Linked DNA regions of Homo sapiens: region 1 is linked to region 2. The links are chromatin loops, found by intact Hi-C in ENCODE. Cell type or tissue: gastrocnemius medialis. All regions are shown on one strand. Links, peaks and the distances in the headings refer to the core of each region. The heading gives the core; the rest is flanking DNA.

Region 1 (8,331 bases), core at 263-8,262, 380 kb before region 2:
ATCTGTCCCTGAGTTCAGAGAGGGCTGTTGAGTCTCAGAGGCCAAAAGGGAAAGAAAAAAATGAGGACCAAAAATATATACTAAGGTTGGGTGTGCTGGCTCACGCCTGTGATCCCAGCAGTTTGGGAAGCCAAGGCGGGGGATCACCTGAGGTCAGGAGTTCAAGACCAGCCTGGTCAACATGGTGAAACCCCGTCTGTAATAAAAATACAAAAAGAAAAAAAAATAAAGAAAGAAATTAGCCAGGTGTGGTGGTGCATGCCTGTAATCCCAGCTACTCAGGAGGCTGAGGCAGGAGAATTGCTTGAACCCAAGAGGTGGAGGTTGCAGTGACCTGAGATGGCACCACTGCACTCCAGCCTGGGTGACAGAGTGAGATTCTGTCTCAATAATAATAATAATAATAATGTATGCTACAGCACAAAGCATTTATATCACACTTTCTGGTGTGCAAGGTGCTTTCTGCAGAGGGTCCCCTCCCAGTCCCCCTGTGACTTTCTGCTGAGGAAACCAAGGCTCTGAGAAACACAGCTCAGCTCCCATGGCTGGAAGGATGCAGCTCAGGACTTCCCTGACTCCCCTCACTCCAGGTCCAGTGCTCACGGGCAGGGCTCAGAGTGGCTGTTGGAAGGAGGCTCTCCTTATTGACGGCTCCCAATTCAGAGTGAGGATTTTTTTTTCTTTGACATTCTTGTGTTGGGATCATTTTCCCTGTTACCATCATTGGATGAGTGTGAACTCAGGCAGTGGGGGGTGAGGGAGGTGGGACCAGGGAGAATGGCAGCGTTCTTTGTTTTTTGTTTTTTTTTTTTTCTTGAGATGGAGTCTCGCTCTGTTGCCCAGGCTGGAGTGCAGTAGCGTGATCTCAGCTCACTGCAACCTCTGCCTCCTGGGTTCATGCAGTTCTCCTGTCTCAGCCTCCCGAGTAGTTGGGACTACAGGTGCATGCCACCATGCCTGGCTAATTTTCATATTTTTAGTAGAGACAGGGTTTCACCATATTGGTCAGGCTGGTCTCAAACTCCTGACCTTAAGTGATCCACCCACCTGGGCCTCCCAAAGTGCTGGGATTATAGGCATGAGCCACCATGCCTGGCCGGCAGTGTTCTTATGAACGTAGAGAACACCTGCGCAGATGGGTCAGGTGACCAGGTCAGAGATCTCTGTCCTGAAGTAGGAAGCCCCCTGTCCTTGTAGGTGACAGTGGCTGATACCTAGTAAAGACTCATCTTGGAGTGAGGTCTGATGGATGCTAGGGTACTGGAGGGAGAGGAGAGAGATTGATGATGGTCTGGTTTTATGTTCACATACTCCTATCATTCCTTTGGGTTTTTCTTATTTTTTTGAGATGGTGTCTTGCTCTGTTACCCAGGCTGGAGTGCAGTGCCACAATCATGGCTCACTGTAGCTTGAACTCCTGGGCTCAAGCAATCCTCCCATCTGAGCCTCCAAAGTAGCTGGGACTGCAGGCAAGCACCACCATGCCCAGCTAATTTTTTTATTTTTTGTAGAGATGGGGTCTTGCTGTGTTGTCCAGGCTGGCGAACTCCTGGCCTCAAGCAATCCTCCCACTTAAGCAATCTTCCCACTTTGGCCTCCCAAAGTGCTGAGATTACAGACATGAGTCACCACCCCATCGTTCCTTTGTTGCTTCCTGTCCTACTTACTATTGCCTTATCAGTTTATCTGTCTCTGCCCCTGCCCCTGTCCTTAGACAGAGGCATCCTAGCACAGGTGCCTCATGGTTTTCCCCTCTGGGTGACCCTGGAGCAAGACCAACCTCTTAAGAGGGGAGGGGAGGGAATGTGAATAAGTAAATAAATAAGCAGATGAATGAGGGACTCTTCTCAGCATCTTTGGTGACCCTGTCTGACTATCACTGGCTGTAGAATGTGTGACAACTGAGTCTACCAGGCAACGGCTGTTTGCCGGGAGCAGCAGGACCCAGCCAGAAGACATAATGGAAGCAGGCCCTGGCCAGAGCAGGGACCTCAGAGCCTTTCCCGGCAGAGGGAACGCAATCAAAGCTGGCGCTGCTTCCGGGAGGAGAGAATTCCCAAAAGGCTCTGTCAGCCCCTCTGATAGGGATCTGCAGGGTGTGTGAGAGATTTGTTTTTCAGCCAGGATGTGGGGAGTTAAAAATAGACACCCTAATCCCTTGAGTTCGTGTCACACTTGACGCTGTGCAGAGCCCTATGGCTCCATTATCTCACTTGAGTGGCTCGGCAGCCTTTGACGTGGGGAGAGGTTGCACTGCCCGCTTTATAAATGAGCGTGTGGAGGTGCGTGCCCAATTTCTTACTTGAGACTGTACCCCAAATTCAGTGGCAGAACCTGTCTGATCCTCAGCCCCTGAGGTCTGTGTTTTATATTCTTAGGAGAAGCCAGATGAGAGTCAACAGGCTCCAGGAGGGAAGCGGGTTGGTGGAAACAATAGGGGTAGATTTTTAAGCAAAGCAGCAAGGATGGCAGGGAGACTGAGAATGAATTGAGGTCCCAGGGAGCAAAGGCTCATGATGGGCTTGGGGAGCAGCCGAGGACTGTAACTGGTTGGAGCAGGAGTTGGGGGGGTAAGGTAGTGATGGGAATAAAGCAGAAAAGTACCATCAGGACCCCAAATCGAGGACCTAGAATGCTATGATAAGGATAGTGAACATAAAGCTGTAGGCAATAGGGAGCCATTGAGGATTACAGAGCACAGTAGCTTCCTGCTGTAACAACCATGCATTGCAATGATGTGCTAACTGGCTTTGCTGTAGGTATTACTTTATGGTGTTTGACAGAATATATATTTTTTAAACCCTCAGAAGACACCTGTCCATCCTGACCTCTCCTTATGGAACCTTGCATCGTGCTAGGGGGAGCACCCCGTTTTCTGCTGCCTCTTGGTTTGGGGAGGAGCCCCCTCTGGGGCAAAGTCTGTAACTAGGTTTCTCGGCTTTTTCTAGTTTTTGTTTGTTTGTTTGTTTGTTTGTTTGTTTTTGAGACAGCGTCTCGCTCTGTCGCCCAGGCTAGAGTGCAGTGGCGCAATCTCGGCTCACTGCAACCTCTGCATCCCAGGTTCAAGCGATTCTCCTGCCTCAGCCTCCCTGGTAGCTGGGACTACAGGTGTGTGCCATCACGGCCAGCTATTTTTTTGTGTGTTTTTAGTAGAGACGGGGTTTTGCCATGTTGGCCGGGCTGGTCTTGAACTCCCGACCTCAGGTGCTCCGTCCGCCTCGAACTCCCAAAGTGCTGTGATTACAGGTGTGAGGCACTGCGCCCAGCCTTCTAGTTTTTAATCTAGGTGCTCCTGGTTGTCCATCTGTCTGTCTTCCCCATGGTGGGAGGAATTAAGTGACAGGGAGGAGGTAGTGGCTGAAGTTCTAGCCCGACCTGACTCATTGAAACTTTTACAGGCTGTCTAGTGCATCTGACACCCTGCCACTGACAAGCTCCCAGACCACCAGGATCAGTTTTCTCCACTTCTCACTTCCATCCCTCCCGCTTTGGGACCCCCATTCGGCTCCCAACTTCTCCAGGCATCCTGCACTGATTGTTCCAGCAACACTGACCTTTTCTGTACATTTTAGTGCCCATGGCCCTCTAACTTGTATGTTTATTAACTCTTTGCTCCTTCCCTAGCTAGGCCAAGGCCCCTGGTGGGCAGGACAGGAGCTAAGCAAGATGTAAGCTGGACAGACCATTGGAAATCTTCTGGTGCGATCTATCCATTTTAGAATTAGGGGGATAGAGGCCTGGGTTTGCCTAAAACTTCATGACAAGTTCCTGGCAGAGCTGGGATTCAAACCTGGATCTCCAGGGCTATCTTGGTCCTTGGCTGCAACATCACCCACTTCTCAGAGCCACCCTGCTTCTCAGCTCCAAGAGCCAAGAATTCCCAGCTCTGCAAGAATCCCAGTTTTGCAGCCTTGGCTCCTCCTGGGGCTGGGAGCCAGCAACGCCAAGCCTGCAGGTTCCCAGAGAGGGCTCCTGGCGTCGGTGTGGCTTAGTCACAGGGATGAGATCACTACTCACCTCTGGATAGGGGAGGATGCCAAGGTTTGGGAACTTTCACTCTGAGCTACTTGATTTTGTGTATGTGTGTGTGTGTGTGTGTGTGTATAAGAAAAACAAACCTTTTGGTTGGGACTTTGTACTTGGCTCATGAACTGTGGGCTTGGGGAAGCTGCTGAGCCATGATAAGCACTTGTACTGTGCCATCTCACAGCTTCCCAGGATAGTGGCTCTGTGTTAGGAAGGAGCTTGGACCAGAGCCAGAACCTGGTGTTAGCATTTGCTCTGCCTCACATTGGCTGTGTGACCCTGAGTACGGTGCATGGCCTCTCTGGGCTGTAATGATAATACCTAGCAGCTCACACTTTCTGAGTACTTCCCATGGACCAGCCACTCGGCTCATCAGCCCATTTAGTTCTCACAATAGACCTGTGAGATCCTGTTTTCACCTCTGTTTTGCAGATGAGGAAACTGAGTCCCAGAGAGGAGGAGTGACTTGCCTAAGGTCACCCAGCTGGGAAGGGCAGAGCCAGGGTTGGAATGCAGGTCTTCCCAACTCCAAAGCCTCTCGTGTCAGGCACTCTGCTGCCCTGCCCTCTAGCTGCAGGGCTACCTCCTAAGGGATTGTGGAAGTGTAAGTATGGAGAAACCAGGTGTAATTCAGCACGTGAGGGGTGGGAAGGTGATGGATGAAGGGTCTTTTTCTACGCTGATATCGTTCTCCATCTCCCCACTGTCCTTGAGTAGTGCTGTCCTTGAATAGTCAGAGGGGGGCGCAGAGGAGAGCAGGTACAGCGGTATGCAGGCTCCATGAGAGGAAGGGCGTATTTGAAGATGGTTTCACGGACCGCCAGTCCTGGGCCCATCTCTTTCCACCCCCTGTAGGTCACTGGCTTTGTGAATGTTGATTGTAATTCCTTTCCCATCCTCCCCTAGAAGGTATCTTCAAGGCAGGGGCTCGCTAAGGGATTTCCTTTTGAGTGGAGTGACCATAAGATTTGTTTGTTTGTTTGTTTGTTTTTGAGACAGAGTCTCACTCCATCACCCATGCTGGAGTGAGTGGTGCAATCTTGGCTCACTGCAACCTCTGCTTCCTGGGTTCAAGCAATTCTCCTGCCTGAGCCCCCTGAGTAGCTGGGATTACAGGTGCCTGCCACCACGCCCGGCTAATTGTAATTTTTAGTAGAAACTAGATTTTGCCATGTTGGCCAGGCTGGTCTCGAACTCCTGACTTCAAGTGATCTGGCTGCCTCAGCCTCCCAAAGTGTTGGGATTACAGGCATGAGCTGCCATGCCTGGCCTTGACCATAGGTTTTGATTCAGATTTGGAACAGAAATCTGTTGATGGCCACTGAATCCTGGGCTTGGAGTAGGAGCTAGGGGAAGCACCAAGTAACTCGTTCCCACCCCAAGGAAGCTGAGTACAGCAGACAGGCTAAGGGTGTGTGTGTGGTCTAAGGTCCATCAGACAGACCTGGCTTTGGGTTCTGGCTGCTCTACCTACCAGCTGTTTGACCTTGGACAAAGTTATCTTATTTCTCTGATCCTCAGTATTCTTAACTATAAATTGCGGATAATAATACCTATTTTTTAGGGCTGTTATTATATTATTATTATTTTTTAATTTTTTGAGACAGGGTCTCACTTTGTTGCCCAGGCTGGAGTGCAGTGGTGTGATTTCGGCTCACTGCAACCTCTGCCTCCTGGGTTCAAGTGATTCTCCTGCCTCAACCTCCTGAGTAGCTAGGATTATAGGTGTGTGCCACCACAGTCAGCTAATTTTTGTATTTTTAGTAGAGACAGGGTTTCACCATGTTTGCCAGGGTGGTCTCAAACTCCTGGCCTCAAGTGATCCACCTGCCTCGGCCTCCCAAAGTGCTGGGATTACAGGCATGAGCCACTGTGCCCAGCCTAGATTAAAATTATACGTGCAAAGAAAGAACACAGTACAGTGTCTGCACATCATAAACATTTAATAAATGCTGCAGTTTTGTTATTACTTATTATTTGCATTATTATTACTGATGGTCTTCTTAATGCACTTTATAGCAGTCTTGGGATCCTCTGGCCATACCCCTTTCCAGAACTTACTGCCTTTGGTGAAGGTAGTTCTGGGTAGGGGAAGATCTGAATTAAAGAGTCAATCTACCAGCCTGGGAAACATAGCAAAACCCTGTCTCTACAAAAAAAAAAAAATTACCTGGGGCTGGTGGTGTGTGCCTGTAGTCCCAGCTACTCTGGAGGCTGAGGTGGGAGGATCGCTTAAGTCCGGGAGGAGGTTGAGGCTGCAGCGAGCCGGAGCCGTGATCGTACCACTGCACTCCCACTTTGGTAGCAGAGTGAGACCCTGCCTCAAAAAAAAATTATTATTTTTAATGTGAATGATTTTTCTCTTGGAGATACACAGGGTCTCAAATTGGCCAAAAAAGGTGTCTGAACATGGGTTTTTAAGGGAGCTGCTTTGATGAATAGAGAAAGGGGATAATAGAGAAAAAGATTTCTTTAAGGTGCTTGAAATTTATCTTTTGCATGGTATCCACAGTCCCCGTGAGCTTGTTTCTGCTGTGTAAGTCACCGGGGTGAGTGTCTGTTGAAGCAGGCATGCGGGGTAAAGGTGGGGCAGGGCGGAACTCCAACAAGTCTCAGCTGCTGCTCCTCCCTCTCTCCCTTCCGAGAACCGCCAGGGTCCTCCTTAGAGAGAGAGCCTGCTCAGCCTTTGGGGAAGCCACAAATTGGTGAAGTTGCTGTAGACAGCAGTGTGTGTGTGTTTGTGTGTTGTGTGTACGTGTTGGTGGGGGGAGGTAAGAGGTCAAGTGGGTTTCCCAGAGGAAGAAAGGCTAGAGCCAGGCCCAGGAGGACAACTGCTCAGGTTTCTGCAAACAGGATTGCAAAATCACTTTTCCCGAGCTTACCCAGTTCTCCATCGGAGTCTTGCAGCCAGGTCAGCTGGGAGCCCCCAAGCTTGGCAGTTAGGACACTTGGGGAGGTGTGGGGAGGGGGGATGTCAAATCCTGCCTCAGTTTCCCCATTTGTCCTGGCTATTCCTAGAGCCCCATTTATCTAGGCTATGCTTTCGGACAGGAAACAGAGGGATGTGGAAGGAGAAGATGCAGGTTTGGGATAAGAGTTGAGTCTGTCACTTCCCACTGTGTGCCCTCAGGCAGGTCCTTCTGCAGCTGCCTGGGCTCCTCAGTGTTTTGAGGCTTCGGTGAGGTAATGTGTGTAAAGTGCTTAGCACAGAGCTGGCATGAAGTAGTGTCTGTAATTATAAACCACCTTGGCCACTGTTGTTTTTAGCTTGGGACCCACCTTACCCCGACCTGACTGCCCTTGCCTCTTGCCTTCCCTGGAGTTCCTGTTTGTTGTTGACATCCTCCTCACCAACTAGTGCAGGGATTTTTAAAGTATTTATATCCTTGCTGGAATTTCTCTTTGCATTGTTTAGTTAATTACCAAATTGAATTGCGGCAAATAATTTCACTTCCTTTCCAGTGCTAGGGCAGGAAGTGGCCCGGTGCCTTTTTTTTACTGTGATTGAGATGATTATTGAGATATTTGATGATGATGATGTCTCCTTCCCCTGAGAGGTTCGCTTCCTCTTAGATCAGCTCCACTGGCCCCATAAATCAAGGCAGCAGCCACGTGCTTGGAACATAAATCTTGTCGAGGATGTTGATGTGTTTGGCCACATGTGGTTTTTGGTGTTTGGGCAACTTCTCGCAAACTCGCGGAGGGATAGTTGAAAAGGCTCCCTTTAAATACAGAACAAATGACCTGTGCACTTATTGGAGAAGTGCTGGGATAGTTGAAAAGACTCCTTTTAAATATTCAGAACAAATGACCTATGCACTTGTTGGAGAAATTCTGTCCAATGGCATACAAATTAAAAATCAAGGCACAGGGAGAAGTCTTCAGATGGCAAGAAATCAGTGGCTCTTCTCCGCAGCTTGATAGTGTTGATGGTGTTGGCTTCTGCCCTGTCCCTCATGGCTCTAGGGTGGAGAAGCAGATTGGATAAAGACATGGGGTTGAAACTGATGTGCTGGGGGGCTTCAGATCCCTGCCCTGCCACTTAGTAGCTGCAGGAATTAACTGCGGCCACTTAATTTTCCTGGGTTCTAAAACAAAGGATACAAGATAACCGGCTTCATAGGTCTATGTTGTAATAGTTTTGCTTCACACAATGCCTGGCACATGGTAAGCACTGGTAAGTAAGCCATTACTTTTAACTCAGGGATCCTCATCGTGTTCTTTACCCAAAGACCCTTCCCATCCTACCTTTCTAGCCTTGACCTCCTTCTTGCAAGATGATAACCAGGACCTAATGTGTCCAGG
Region 2 (8,331 bases), core at 260-8,259:
AAATGCCTCCGTGCCCTGTGTGAGCCCTGGAAATGGTTTAGCTTATCAGTCCCCCAGTTATTCTTTGTCCAGCTTTGTGGATTAACCCTCCATATATGCATGGCCTAGGACTCAGCAGAGACCCACTGAGATCTCACTCAGCTTTCTGGAGCTCTTTTCCTGCTTAGCTCCTTCCTTTCTGTAATTCTGCCCCACAAATTCCAGCTACCTTAGCCTTCCCAAACTTCAATCTTCAACTCCTCAACTCAATGAGGTCACTGGATGCTGTTTAGGTTTACCTCCTCTGTGTCCATATTCCAAAAATTGCCCCCAGATGAAAAGCTGAGGCAACCATAAGACTCACCTTGTTTTTTCCCCTTTTTCTCAGAGATCACAGTGCTGAGCTATCTGTGGTCCAAAGTCTGAAAATGTTTCTTTCATGTACACACTCATATATATTTCTGGTAGTCTAGTTGTTTGCAGAAGGAGGTTATTGTTACTCCCTCATCACCAGAAGCAAAAGTCTCAGGGAGGTGACATATGGACAGGGGCTAAATAAAGTGAGAGAATAAGTCATTTTTGGGCTGGGCATGGTGGCTCACACCTGTAATCCCAGCACTTTGGGAGGCCGAGGCGGGTGGATCACCTGAGGTCAGGAGTTCAAGACCAGCCTCACCAACATGGTGAAACCCTGTCTCTACTAAAAATATTTTTTAAAAATTCTCTGGGCGTGGTGGCGGGTAGCTGTAATCCAGCTACTTGGGAGGCTGGGGCAGGAGAATCGCTTGAACCCAGGAGGCAGAGGTTGCAGTGAGTGAGTGCCATTGCACTCCAGCCTGGGTCAACAAGAGTGAAACTCCAACTCAAAAAAAAAAAAAAAAAAAGAATAAGTCATGTTTGAATAGCTGGGGAAGAGCATTCCAGGGAGAGGGAACAGCAAGAACAAAGGCCTCTTCCAAAGAATAGCAAAGAGTGAGCGAAACGGAGAGTGGCGGAAGATGAGGTCAGATAGACAAGGGGCAGATGGCGCTGCATCTTGTAGACCATGAGAAGGAGCCAGGATTGTAAGTGCAATGAAAAAGCCATTGGAGGGTTTCAGTGAGGAAAGTAACTGGATCCACCTTGTGTTTTAAAGCATCTCCTTGGCTACAGTGAGAAAAATAGGCTATAGGCAGTAAGGGTGGCTATGGCAGCCATTCAAGTGCGAGGTGATGGCTGCCTAGACTGGGATGGCAACAGTGGAGTTGGTTAGAAGCGGTTACATTTGGGAATATTTTAAAGGATATTTGCAAGAGTTGCTTATGGATTGGATGTATGAAGGAGGGAAACAGAAAAAAGAAGGATGTCTCAGGCTGTTGGTCTGAGTGACTGACTGAATGCCATTTGTTTACTGAAACAGTAAAGACGATAGAGAGTAGGTTTGGGAAGGAAGTCAAGAGCTTGACTTTGGACGTGTTCAGTGTTTGATGGCTATTAACTATCCAAGTAGAAAATTAAAGTGGGCACTGGGATATACCAATCTGGAGCTCAAGGAAAGGTCAGGACTGGAAATACAGCTATAGGCGCCAGTAGCGTAGAGCTGGTGCTTAAGGCCATGGGGGCTACGCGGGATCATTTAGGAGTGATTGTGAATAGGGGGACACCTTTCCAAGGATGGAGGCCTGAGACTCTCCAACACTGACAGGTCCAGAAGAAGAGGCTGAGAAGCAGCAGCCAGGGAGGTAGGAGGGAAACTGGAGTGTATCCTTCTATCATATTCTGCTTGGCAAACCCTTCTTCATGCTTTACGCTCCAGCTTAAGCATCTCCTCCTCTGGGAAGCCTTCCCTGACAGGGTTAGGCAAAGTTAGCGACTCCCTTTTCTGGGCTCTCCCAGCATCCCACATGGACCCTCTCATAGCATTTCTTTCTTACAAGGGACTGGAGTTCTCATGAGTCAGCTCTCCCCATTACACTGTGTGCCCCCTCAGAGCAGGGACCTTGTCTTATCCATAACCACATGCCCATACTAGCTCAGGGCTTGTCTTAGTGGGTGCCCAGGGAATGTGTTAGAGTCCAAAGGAAGAAAAAGCTGAAATATCAGAAGTTGTTTCTGGAGAAAGGGTTTATCTAGGAGGTGGGGCTTGAATAGCACCTTAGAAGGCGTTGAAGTTCAAGAAACAGCAAGAATGAGAGAGAGCATGCCAGGTCAGCCGAGACAGAAGAGAATCAAAGGGCAGCAATGGGAAAGCACAAATTATGTCCAAGACAGCAATTGGATCTGTTTTTCAAGACTGCAGAGCTCAGGGAGGGTACAGGGAAGCTAGACTGGGGTTGGGGTCAGGGGTGACAAATGCCAGGCTAAGGAGATGGTTTTCAAACTATACTCCTTGGAACACTTGTGTTCCTGTTAGGTTTAAAATGTGAATATTTCATGGTTTCTTACAACTTTAAGGCACTTCATCATAGACAAATTTGAGAGCTGTTGTGGTTACAGATAACAAACAATGGAATAAACATAAAAACTGTCATTTATTAAGTGATTCCTATGTGTTAGGTGCTGTGCTAAATATTCTTCCTAGTTTGCTCTTATTTGTGCTTACAATAATTCTGAGAGGGAGGTACAAATATGGTCTCTAACTGCAGATAAGGAAGCTGAGACTAAGAATTGTTAACTTGCCAAGCAGACCAGCTAGAGGTGCCAGGGTTAGCCCAAACCCAGGCCGTCTAAGAACCAAATCCAAGCCCTTGACCACTCACTGCATTGCTCCTTGGCCTTCTTCCCTTGGGGTGACTGGCTGAAGGGTAAGGAGGAGGTCAAAAAAACAAAGAATAAAGAGGAGAAACATCTTAGGATTTAGGAAGAGCATCTCCTTCAGGCATCTAAGCAAAAGGATCATGGCCAAGGAGATAATTAGATACAGGGAGCTAGAAGAAGATACAGACCAAGCAATGGAACTGGGAAAGAACGTTCTTGAAAGCTGAGCTGGAAGCCTTTCCTCTGCATGTGTTATTTCTGCCATATGATTCATCTACACTGAGACAGGCCTTGCTGTATAAGTCAGAGTCACACTGGTACCCTCAAGAAGGCTGACATGAGGATATGTTGCTGGGAGCTACCTAGGCAATGACAGGGGACAGGCTGGAATGACAGGGAAGCCACGTTCCTCAGCAGCAGATTACAGGAAACCTGCCCACAGCCTGAGCAGTGCCCGCAACTGCTCTGTGCCATCACAATTTCCCAAGTAGTTATTGTGGCTATGATTGGAAAGGGGTCACCGTCACATGTTTAAGATAAATGTAATTTCTTTGGCTAGAGTTTATGTTCTGGAATGCTGCAATCTGAGTCAAGCCCAGGCAACAAGCGAGAGGGGCTGTGTGGCAAAGAAGTCATGTGTTCTATCTGCACGGAACATTACAGCTTGAAAAGCCATTCACAATCTTTATCTCATTGGAATTTGACAACAACCCTTTGAGGTAGGCAAGGAAGATGAGGCACAGAGAAGTTAAGTGACTTATACAAGAATACACAGCAAGTCAATGGCAGAACCTAACCGGGTCCCTTAATCTCTAGGTTCCAAGTCAGCTCAGGTATGTGAGACCCAAACTCAAAAGTGTTCTTACAAGTGATAAGAATAAAGTAAGAGAGGGCTCCAAGGAGAAAAGGATACCATTTTCTTTTCTTTTTTTTTTTTTTTTTTTTTGAGACTGAGTCTCGCTCTGTCACCCAGGCTGGAGTGCAGTGGCGCGATCTCGGCTCACTGCAAGCTCCGCCTCCCGGGTTCACACCATTCTCCTGCCTCAGCCTCCCAAGTAGCTGGGACTACAGGTGCCTGCCTCAACACCCGGCTAATTTTTTGTAATTTTTTTTAGTAAAGATGGGGTTTCACCATGTTAGCCAGGATGGACTCGATCTCCTGACCTCGTGATCCGCCTGCCTCGGCCTCCCAAAGTGCTGGGATTACAGGCGTGAGCCACCGCGCCCGGCCCAAGGATACCATTTTCTCCCTTAATGACTGGGAATCTGAAATGTATGGTAAGACAAATTCCAAATATCTAACACCTTATACCCTGTCAAAGTGTTGTCACCCACATTACTTCACAATAAAAGGCAGGCAGGGAAGTGAGCGTAGGTGATTTACAGAGAAAGAAGCAGAGGCTCAGAGTGGTGAAGAAACATGCCCAAGTTCGCACAGCTGGGAAGAGGAAAAGCGCTTCCTTGATCCTGGCGTCTCCCCCCATGCTCCTCCTCTGGCCCAGGCCTGGAAGCATTTAGTGTGGTCAAGCAGTGGGAAACAGTCCCAAGACTGTGGTTCCACTTGCAGACATGATCTGTCCAAACCAGTGGCTCCCTCCCTGTCTGCCCCCTCCACCAGCTCCCCACAGCTTGGGCCCCACTGATGGCTGCCCCATGTGGCCTGTCCATAGCAAGACATGCAGCAAAACAACCAGCCTGGCCCTCCACCCTGCCACTCGGTCCAAGCCAGGGCTCTGTGGCTTGGCTCTGCATGCCGGGCCCACATGATAGTCCTAGAATAGCTGTCATTGTCAAACAGATCTGACCACATGGTCCCCCGGGATGACCCCTGGACGTGTCCACGTTGCAACTTATCTCCTTGACCCTAGCTTTTTGATGGCTTACGTCAGGACTTGTTTTCTCTGGCCCTACCTCTAAGTTCTTCCCTTTTCTCCTTTCTAATGTTTTAAGCCACCTACCTGATGGCTGAGCTGTGCATCCTCCCTGGGAACCAAAGGCCAGGGGTCCAGTTTCTCAGGACAGATTTCTGGGTGGCAATTACCCCTTCCTGGTACTGATCATGGCCTGAATAGCCCTCCAAAAGGTGCCGCCAGCCTGCCTGGAAATCCTGCTGGCTGGCGCCTAGCCCCTGGGGTGTCCTCTCTGGGTTTGAGGCTGCACTTTGGGACCAGCCTCCTCTTCTGCTGTTGAATGAATGCCCCATCCACTAGAGACACTGCCCCACTCCCTCCGTTCTCACTTCTTGTCCCAAGAGACCTGTCACCTGCTTGCCATAGACTGGAAATAACCCAAATGTTCCTTGACAGAAGAACTGATAATAAATTGTGCATATTCACAATGGAATCTATAACAGTGCAAATGAGGCAGTACCCACGACCCCCACCAGCATGGGTGGACCTTGGAAACCTTATGTGTAGTGGAAAAGAATGTTGCAGAAGACGCCATACTTTATAATAGCATTTTTATAAAACTCAAAAACAAGCAAAACAAAACAATATATTGTTTAGGGATACATTCATGCCTAATAAAAGTATTTTCAAAAGCAAGGAAATAATCAACATAAAATTCAGGGTAATGTCTACCCCAGGGCTGGGCAGGGACATGGTTTGGGGCAGAAACACACTAGTTGGAGATCTTGGGTTGGGAGGAAGGTTTGAGATAATCATTTTGTTGTTTGGCTTCATGGCTTACAAGTATGTTCCATGTATTCTTTTTTCATATATATCAAATGCTACAAAATGACTTTAAGGATTAGATGGAGAGGGTCCCAGAGGTACCCCTTCTTCTCTCCTCCTACCCACACTGATTGATCTGGGGGCAGGAAAGTGTGTACCTATGGAGTGTCTGGACACCACGTCTCCCCACCCTGCACTGTCACAGCTGAATGGCCTGTAAGAATGTTCCAGCCTCATTCCCTTCCCTCCCACACTCTGGCTGAGTCCACCAGACTCTGGCCCTGGCTCCATCGCTCTGCTGAAGACAATTCTCACTGAAGTCTCCAGTCAACTCCTTACGAGTGGAGAGGACAGTTTCAGTGCTGGTCTTGCCCGGCGTCTCAGCAGCATTTGAAGCGCTGACCCTGTCTGCTTCCCCAGGCACCTCATCCTTGCCATTCCGGCTCCTTCTCTCCTGATATTTATTCTATCTCAAGACACTGCTTCTTGGCCTCCTTTCCTGGCTCCCTCCCCCTCCCCTGCCTTTCCCTTAGTGAAATGTGATTCCCACAGGTGTCTTCTCAGTCTTCTCGTCACCCTCTTTGGTCACCATTTGCTGATGAGTTCTCATCTCTGTCCCCAACCCAGGCCTCTGTCTCCTGAACTCCAAGCTCCAAATAGCCAATTGTCCCCTTAATCTCTCCACTTGGATGTCACATAGGCACTTTAAGTCCAACTCCCAACCTTCCCCCAACAGCCTGGTCCTCTTCCGGGGCCTCCATCCATGCAAGTACCCAAGCCACCTGCACATCAGCCTCAGGTTCTCCCTGCCCTCACTGCCACCATCTCTCCTCTCTCTCCAGCCTCATCCAGTCACCAAGCTGAGCCCTTCTTGCTCCTTCCCTGGCACCCAGATCTGTCTATCCCCCCTACCTTCACCACAACCTTCCCAGTCCATACCACCATCCTCTCCAGCTTATGTGAAAGCAACTGTCTCCTAGGGACCTCCCCACTTCCAGCCTTGTCTCAGTGTGTTCTCTACTCTGTAGACACTGTTCTTTGAAACATACAAATTGGAATGCATCTTTCCCCTGCTTAAAATTCTCCAGGGACCACCCCCCCGAACCAATACCCAGGCTCTCGACACAGCCCCTACCTTTCTCTCCCACCTCACCTTCCCTCATCTCCCCCGCATCTCTGCCTTAAACCCCACCCAGCAACCATACTCAACCTCTTCCAGTGCCTCCTGCTTCCCACTCACCCCTCTGGCTTCAGCACATTTCCACCTGGAACCCTTTGCCTCCCCTACCCCTACCCAGTTTCTCCTGCTTCATCTAACTCTCGCTCCAGGTTTCAGTTCAACTGCTATTTCTTCTGGGAAGCCTTCCCTGACCACGCCACTCCCGCCCAGAGAATGTTACGTGGCCCCACGATCTCAGCACCTCAGACGTTTCTTATTCTACTCTAGCATTTAAAACCCTCCATAATCATTGCTTTTTAAATTATATGTCTCTCACAACAGACTCTATGCATCAGCAAGCAAGGCCCTGACTTGCTGTCTCAATAGAACCCAGGACAATGTCTGACCGCTACTAAGCATGTGGCAAAGGTTGTTGAATGAGTAAGTGAATGAATGAATGAGTAAACGAATGAATGTAAAACTCTGCTTTACATGTGTTATCTCATTTAATTCTTACAAGAACCTTTTAAGATAGGTATTCTTCATTTCATTTTACAGGTAACAGAGGGGAAGTAGCTTGCCCCAAATCACACAGGGAGCAAACAGAAAGCTTGGAAGTTGGGCCCAGGTTTAACACCCAAGCCCACAGCACCACCAACACTGTCCCCTCCTCTGGCCATCCCACCCCGATCACTCATCCTACACGAAGCCAGAGAGCCCTCTTGAGGCCGGTCAAGGCTGGAAACGCAGGCTGGGAACTGGCAATGGTTACCTGGAAGCACGTGGGGCCCGGCCTCCCCGTGGGGATGTCTGACTGGTAGAAGACTTTGAGCTCTGGAGTCAGCGCGATGACCGTCTTAATCACCACGGAGATGATGTCAGACCAGACCTTCTTGATGTCAACGCCTTTGGAAGACAGTCTACAAAGGATGCTGGAAAAAGTCCTTTTGCTGCCAGTGCTAGCACTGTCCGAGTGGATGAAGTTGCCGCTGTGGATGTTCAGTGAATAGTTGGTTAAGTGCATAAAGATGCGGTGCAGGTTTTTGGGGGTGGGCTCCTGATATGGCTCGGTACAAAACCTAGAGAGTCCGTCTTTGGCTATATAAATCTCTAAGGGGTCTAAGGACTTGAGTAAGACATACAGACGAATATCAAACTTGAGCTTGTCGATAAGGAGAGGTTTGCAGATGTACTCCTGGACCACCGCTGGCCTGCTCTGGAGGGTCCCTGCCAGGCGGATGTCACTGGGGTCTTTAATGAGGTAGATTCCATCACCCTGACAACCACCATCAGGTTTCACGATAAAAGTGGGCTTCCAGGAGGGGTCATCGTCTTTCACCATTTGAACCTGGAGGGGGAAAAAAGGATGGCCGACATTATATTGTTTTCCCTCTGGATCCCTAACACAGAGCAAGGCCTTAGCAAATGTGTGGTGAATGAGTGACAAGATGATCCCTGCCGATCTGAGCAGGGGCTGAGCATCTTCCATGGAGATGACACTGCACAAGGTACTGAGATGGTGACATCAGGACTGTCCCCAGTCTTGTGCTCCAGAGCGAGGTGGAGAGTGTAGTGGACTGGCAGTCACAAGACCTGGGTTCAAATCCTGTTTCGCCAGTTATTAGCTACCACTTTGAACAGGTCATATAACTAATAATAGTGCTGAGAATGATAATGATGGTGAGCTAATATCATTTATGAGCGCCTGTGAAATGCCAGGCACTATATCAGGCACTTACCTAATTAGCTCATCTAACCCTCACAGAAAATATGGTTGTGTCT

Evidence for each region. Peaks named below come from ENCODE experiments on the same cell type or tissue, not always from the same donor. Only the 100,000 strongest peaks of a DNase experiment are listed, where the experiment ranks them.
Region 1: it touches region 2 in a loop (2.8-fold over the local background); 5 of 110 quality-filtered maps call a loop at or near these places.

What each region holds. Positions count from the first base shown.
Region 1 is chr9:121,605,977-121,614,307 of GRCh38, forward strand. It overlaps a transcript of DAB2IP not described here. Among named protein-coding and RNA genes, the nearest start is that of DAB2IP, 41 kb to the right of the region's middle. In gastrocnemius medialis, for the core only: a CTCF peak has its summit at 4,588; DNase peaks (open chromatin) are centred at 1,625, 4,015, 6,635, 7,245 and 4 weaker places; H3K4me3 peaks cover 556 bases; H3K27ac peaks cover 8,000 bases.
Region 2 is chr9:121,981,874-121,990,204 of GRCh38, forward strand. TTLL11 (tubulin tyrosine ligase like 11) reads right to left here. Exons shown (of 9, transcript NM_001139442.2): 4 at 7,322-7,897. Among named protein-coding and RNA genes, the nearest start is that of TTLL11, 110 kb to the right of the region's middle. RefSeq lists an enhancer at 3,863-4,364. In gastrocnemius medialis, for the core only: a CTCF peak has its summit at 4,348; DNase peaks (open chromatin) are centred at 3,098, 4,468, 4,934 and 7,266; H3K27ac peaks cover 4,376 bases.